2 separate regions of the Homo sapiens genome follow, and region 2 is linked to region 1. A link is a loop called in an ENCODE intact Hi-C map of the cell type or tissue named here. Cell type or tissue: PC-9. All regions are shown on one strand. Links, peaks and the distances in the headings refer to the core of each region. The heading gives the core; the rest is flanking DNA. Region 1 overlaps COG5 (component of oligomeric golgi complex 5). Region 2 overlaps NRCAM (neuronal cell adhesion molecule).

Evidence for each region. Hi-C counts contacts between places; a loop is a spot of excess contacts. Peaks named below come from ENCODE experiments on the same cell type or tissue, not always from the same donor. Only the 100,000 strongest peaks of a DNase experiment are listed, where the experiment ranks them.
Region 2: a loop joins it to region 1, with 16 times the contacts of the local background. A loop is called at or near these places in 11 of 110 quality-filtered maps.

The regions. Positions count from the first base shown.
Region 1 is chr7:107,462,114-107,465,026 of GRCh38, forward strand. The region is part of intron 6 of COG5 (component of oligomeric golgi complex 5); the gene reads right to left. Among named protein-coding and RNA genes, the nearest start is that of GPR22, 6.5 kb to the right of the region's middle. In PC-9, for the core only: a CTCF peak has its summit at 1,205; a DNase peak (open chromatin) is centred at 1,218; H3K27ac peaks cover 935 bases.
Region 2 is chr7:108,145,063-108,147,975 of GRCh38, forward strand. It overlaps NRCAM (neuronal cell adhesion molecule), which reads right to left. Exons shown (of 33, transcript NM_001037132.4): 33 at 2,587-2,913. Among named protein-coding and RNA genes, the nearest start is that of LAMB4, 16 kb to the left of the region's middle. In PC-9, for the core only: CTCF peaks have their summits at 1,342 (motif pointing left) and 1,546; a DNase peak (open chromatin) is centred at 1,339.

The sequences.
Region 1 (2,913 bases), core at 136-2,635:
AGTGCTGCAGTTACTGGGAAACTAACCAATCCAAATTCTAATGAAAGGCAGGACACATGGGACGTGAGCACTTGAGTACCTGGGGAAGACAATACTAGACACCAGTAAGAATAATTCAGTCAAAACCGTTAATGAATTGCTAAAGGCTAAGTGTGTGTTCACAAGAAAATATAGAAGCCAGAGGATCTACAGACACAAAGGGAATTCATACCCATTCATGGACTTTTGCAAAGATCTCACCAGATGTTCACAGGCATACACAAAAAGACTGAGTGTATGGTGAAAGGCCTGACAAAGCATTTCTCATGGTGCAGGCTTGAGGGAAGCATGAAGCCACTGAGGGAAAGCATGAAGTCCAGGCTGGATCCTTTCTACCATCTTTAATATGGGGGGTAAGGGGTCAGAGGGGAGCCTTAAACCCCAGAGGGAAAGGCAACAACCCCAATATGCTTTGAGCACTGTTGAAAACACATTAGAACTAGGAGAAGAAAAATGCCTAAAAAAAAAAAAAAAAAAACTTTAGCCATGAAGGAGGAAAAGGAATTCATCCTACAAGTGGAAGCAGGGGTGGGACACTGATTGAAGTCCCTATTCCCAAAAACCAGGACACAATGATTGCCCAGACTATTATAGTGGATTTATTACCATATCTGATACAATAACGAATCCAGGTAGAAATGATGGCAATCTGGGAGGTACAGGTTTGAGTAAGCCAGACTGTCTGACTGGCAACTATAATTTGTTTTCACAATTTGCAGTCCCAAAGAAAAGTTGTTTTAAATCTGTTAGTCTTCTAACAGCAGACCTGAAGGTTAGGCTATTGGCAACAGGCCAGGAGCCAGTAAAAATATAAAAAGGTTAATCAAGGGGCATATTGGTCAAAGCTATAAGAATGGAGTGATGGAACACACTCTCACTTTTCTGTAGCTGGCACTGACCCTGAACAACTGCATCAGCTTTTAATTGGGCTGAACTGTAAGTGAAACAGGCCCAGGTATTTATAAGAAATTCCTTAAATCCAGGGCCGTAATGAGTCAATTGCTTTGCTTCAGGTGGCAAAGTGAGAAATAAGCTTTTCCCCAAAAGGGGTAGGTTCTACTTCATGGAACGCCAAAATGATACTAAGGCCAGGTCAGCTGCATCCCTTTTCAAAGCTGTATCTGCCTTTTCAAAAGAGATGCACTTGGTAGCTGGGTCAGGCAGGTGGCACTGCTGTACTGGGAAATGGTTGAGTTCTCCAGCAGTCATGGAGCCTTTAACCAAAGTTGTGATTTTCTTTTCTTCCCTCCTGGGATGATACATTATTTTTGCTGAATCACCCAGGGAGGGGAAAGGGGACAGGGGAACACCTCTTTACATGCAGCAGCCCATGAATAGGAGAATCTCCTCTAAATCTGTAAGTATTCATAGTGTAAGAACATAAAATTATCAATACTAATTATACATTTAGCAGAGGAACCCAAAACAATAGTACACTGAATAGGCCCAGAGGCTCCATCTACATTTTAGCTTTTTAAAATTTGAGTGTTTTACCCCCTGTAGGAACACAGACCAAGGAATTTAACATATGCACAAAAGGGACTACAGCCATAGCTGCCAGGAGACTACATTATTTCCTAACCAGGAGCATGGGGAAGACAAGGTAGCGGGGAAAATCTATTCTGCAGAGGACTGTGGTGGTGGGAAGGCTTTTCTTCTGCTTTGGTTTCTCACTCCAGGGTGACGCTGTGCTCCTGGAAGTGCTTGGGCCTAGGGGTCTCTAATTTGCCCCTGTGCATGCTGCTAGAACTCCACCCTGCAGTCCTCAGTGCCTTCAGCCTACCTTGACACCTACTGTGCTTTTTTCCCACAGGACCACGTAGGATGGCGAATTGAGCATCTCTATTCAACAGAGCTAAAAAAAAGTCTGAATTTCTCTCCCTCCCTAAGGTTCCCTACCATATTTGGCTTTTATCTTAAGCAGCTGAGGTTAGAATAGAGGGGGTAGAGAAAAATGGGAGTCCACAAAGTAAAAGAGCAGCTATGTACCAGTCAGCAAGACTGCATTTACATTCAATTTCAAGTGGCTGCCCACTCAGACTCCACAAATGAACTTATAATATACTTAGTCTACCCAAAGCTCCACATCCTCATTGCTGACATCTTTTATGTTAGCTCTCAGAAGCCCTTCATTCAGCAGCTACAGCCATACTGCCTTTTGCCTTAGGGCCCTGAGGCTTGCTGTTTTGTTGATATAATAATAATTTTTCCTCCTCCAGCCTAGAGAGTGAGCAATAACCAAGGCACTATTTGAGAAGCTTCATTCATTTCCACCCCTCACTGCTTAGCCTCAAAAAATTCATTAACAGGCAGGTCGTTAGGAGACTCTTACTCTGTACTACTACCCCACCACTTAAACAAGAGCATTCGCTACTGGTCTCATATCCTCTAAACCAGCCCATAAGAGCCCTGTCATTTCTCTTTCAGGAAACCTTATCTCTGTCAACATCATATGCTTGTAGCCAAAAATGTCAAAAATTGTTTAGGGTCTGGGATTCTACCCTATTTATAAGCTGTGAAGCTAGCCTGTTACTGTTTCATGGATGCTAACATAAGATGTAAGATGCCTGGGTCCGAACCAAAGAACTGTATTACCCATGATGCAGCAAGCAGTATGAGCATGATATCAGTGAAAATTCACCTTGCCCTCCAAGTCCCTGGCAAAGGGACTGTGGATGCTCTGTATACTACGGGTTTTTTCACAGCTGAAGAGCACTGAGCTTGGGAAAGTTGCCATTTTTATAACAAAGAAAAGCAAGTCTGCTTGCATTCTATTTGTCTAGGGTGTCATTACTTCATTCCTCAAGGTTGCTAGCTACAACCCCTTCCTGAGAAATGGATGGAGTAAAGGGTAGTTCTGTTAGGGCTTTGCAT
Region 2 (2,913 bases), core at 135-2,634, 680 kb after region 1:
TCGTGTATCTTCCCAAATTAGCAAAATACTTGGGTCTAGAAGGTGCTCAGATTTGTGTGTGTGTGTGTGTGGGTTTGTTATTAAGAACCATAAGATCTAAGCAGAAAGATACCTTTGAAAACATCTGCTATCTGTCATTTTCAAGTCGAAAAAGCAGAGGCTTGGAGACGTGGGAGATTAGGGGGTTCATTTATATACTGTCACACAGCTAGTTGATGGCAGAGCTGGAATCTGAATCTGTTCCCACCCTCCAGGGAGGCTGGTTGACACTAAGGGGTCATTTTCCTGCCTGGTGCCGTTTCGGCCAATAGAACCAAACCAAGCTTGGTAAAGCAGAGCAGAAACTTTGTTAATAAAGAAATGGAGAAGGGAAGCTCATACTCAAAGCACCTTCTTGCAACGGGGGAGGGGGAGGTGGTGGTGGGGGAAGGAGGGGGGCGGGTAAAGGGGGATGTTAAGAGCTCTTAGGGCAGGTAGGTGGAGACTGGGGCGGGATTCCTGAAAAAAGGTGGGTTCTTCCAGGAGGCGCTACAGTGTGCACAGTCTTGTCTTTTGTACTTGGCACTTTTTGTGCCTAGCAAGGTACATTTCTGGCCCCTGGGCAGAGGTCTTAGCATGGTAATGAAGCAAGAATTCAGGTCGGGGCAGTACTGCTGAGCTACTTCATGGTTACTGGCATCCGGCCTTCCTCTCTGTAAGCAAGCGCAGATGCGAGCACAGGTTAATTTCACAGGTTTGGGGGCTTCCTGAAGTAATTGGGGTTATGTTGCTATGACAAATCCCCATCTCTTTCCGGTCCAGTGAATTTTCCACCTCCACCTAGGAACTATTTATTTATTTAGTATAAATATTCAAGTAGTAGTCTCTCCCTCTCTTGCTTTTTTTTTTTTTTTTTTTTAGTGAAAAGAGCTGTGCTTAAACTGTGCTTTTTTGGGGGGTGCTATACCATCACAAAACATCAAACCATTGGCAGATAAAATAGCATACTCTGGAGAAGAGGGAGATGCCATTTTAATGACGTGCCTCTCCTCATCCCTACCGACTTGCAGCCGTGATAGGGATGCTTAGTAGGACCCAGGAGGCACACTCCTCCTTCCTCTCCCAATACCGAACCTCCCGGGCCACAATCATTAAGAGGAAGAAGCTTAACAAGGCTCACAGGGACACATGCTTCCTCCCTGGATGCTGTGGACTCGTCAGAGAAAGCTGCAAATCCCATTTTCCCCTGTTGCAGCAGGCAATCATTTTTTGCATGATCAGATCACAAGCTGATTATCAAAACTGGTTTGCACTGTGTCCAGAGGCCACTTTTTCCTGCAAGCAGGTTTCTCTCACACTGCATAGAGCAGGGGAGCCCTCTGGTGGTAATCTGTAGGAAAATTTCCTGAGCGGGAGGGATTTGCTTAATTTGGGTAAGAATTCTTCATATTCTTTTCCCTTGCCTCCATAAGCCTTTTCCAAAATTGCGGGGCGCGGTGGCTCATACCTCTAATCCCAGCACTTTGGGAGGCCAAGGTGGGTAGGTCACTTGAGGTCAAGAGTTTGAGACCAGCCTGGCCAACATGGCAAAACCCCTGTCTCTACTAAAAATACAAAAATTAGCCGGGCATGGTGGCACACACCTGTAATCCCAGTTACTTGGGAGGCTGAGACACGAGAATTGCTTGAACCAACCCAGGAGGCAGAGGCTGCAGTGAGTGCCTCTGCTCTCCAGCCTGGGTGAGAGAATGAGACTCTGTCTCAAAACAAAACAAAATCAGCCATTAGAGGTAAACCAGGCCTGTTGTAAGCCATCTGAACAAGAAAGTTCATACCATCAATGGACCAATGCTTTTTGGGGTCAAGATTGCATTTCTCCAGACCCTTTTTGCTAAAGAGCCCCAGGACTGATGATGAGGACAAAGCTATGGACTGTGAATTTGGCGGACGTTGTAGAGGGGAGGAGAGGCCCTGAAGTGCTGTTCTGAAGTGAGTGACAGACATGCCCTCCAGGTGGAAACACCAAGCTCTACATAGCACTTTAAGGTTCACTTATATAACATGTGATGCAAATCACCATGGAGGAGGGCAGCTCTGAGCCAGCAGGAGGTCTTGTCAGTGTGATGCTGGGACTAGGGGGCTGGAGAATAAGGGGCAGGTGGTGGAACATGGGAACACGCCAGGGCTTGGCTGTTTGCCAGAGGGTTTGAGAAGATTAGAAGCATGGGGGTGGAGAGAAGGGAGAGGGTGACATACATTCGATACCTGTAGTGTCCCTCTTCAGACAGGAGAGTTAAGAAATCTAAGTCGCCTGTGATTCGGGAGGGCAGAGTCCAGGCAAGCAGAAGAGAAGCGCCGGGCCCAGGCAGACACCAGGAGCCAGGCTTTGGGAAAGGAGGCACCACCTGATTTCTTGAACTTTTCTCAAAAGGCTGGGAATATCTAGTCCTGTTTTTCATTCAAATGTTTTTGATATGTCCTATTAGATCTGTTTTATATTTTGTTTTAATTTTCTCTGCATAGAACAGCCTTTTGAAAGTAAAAAATAAAATTTTTCACCATTTTAAAACATTAGGCAATATATGTTTGAAAAAGTTAAAAGTCACAAAGAGATCAAGACTGTTTAATAGTTACTTTTTTGAGGGAAATCCAGTCACATTTGCCTGTACCATTACATACACCATTACTTGGACATTCACACTCAATTGGGAACATAAATTACAAAAGAGAGAGGAACTTTTAAAACCACATTTAATTTTTAATACCAAATCTGTTGCACTATTACAGAAGTGACCCTTTCATGCACAGATAAATTTCGCATCTACCAGTATGGAAGAGGAAAAAATGTAGTTTTATTGTTCTCCCAAAATATTGGCAAATTTAAAGTAACTTTTAATCTTTGTGCTCTCTGATGCCAAGGCAAACCTGTTTTGT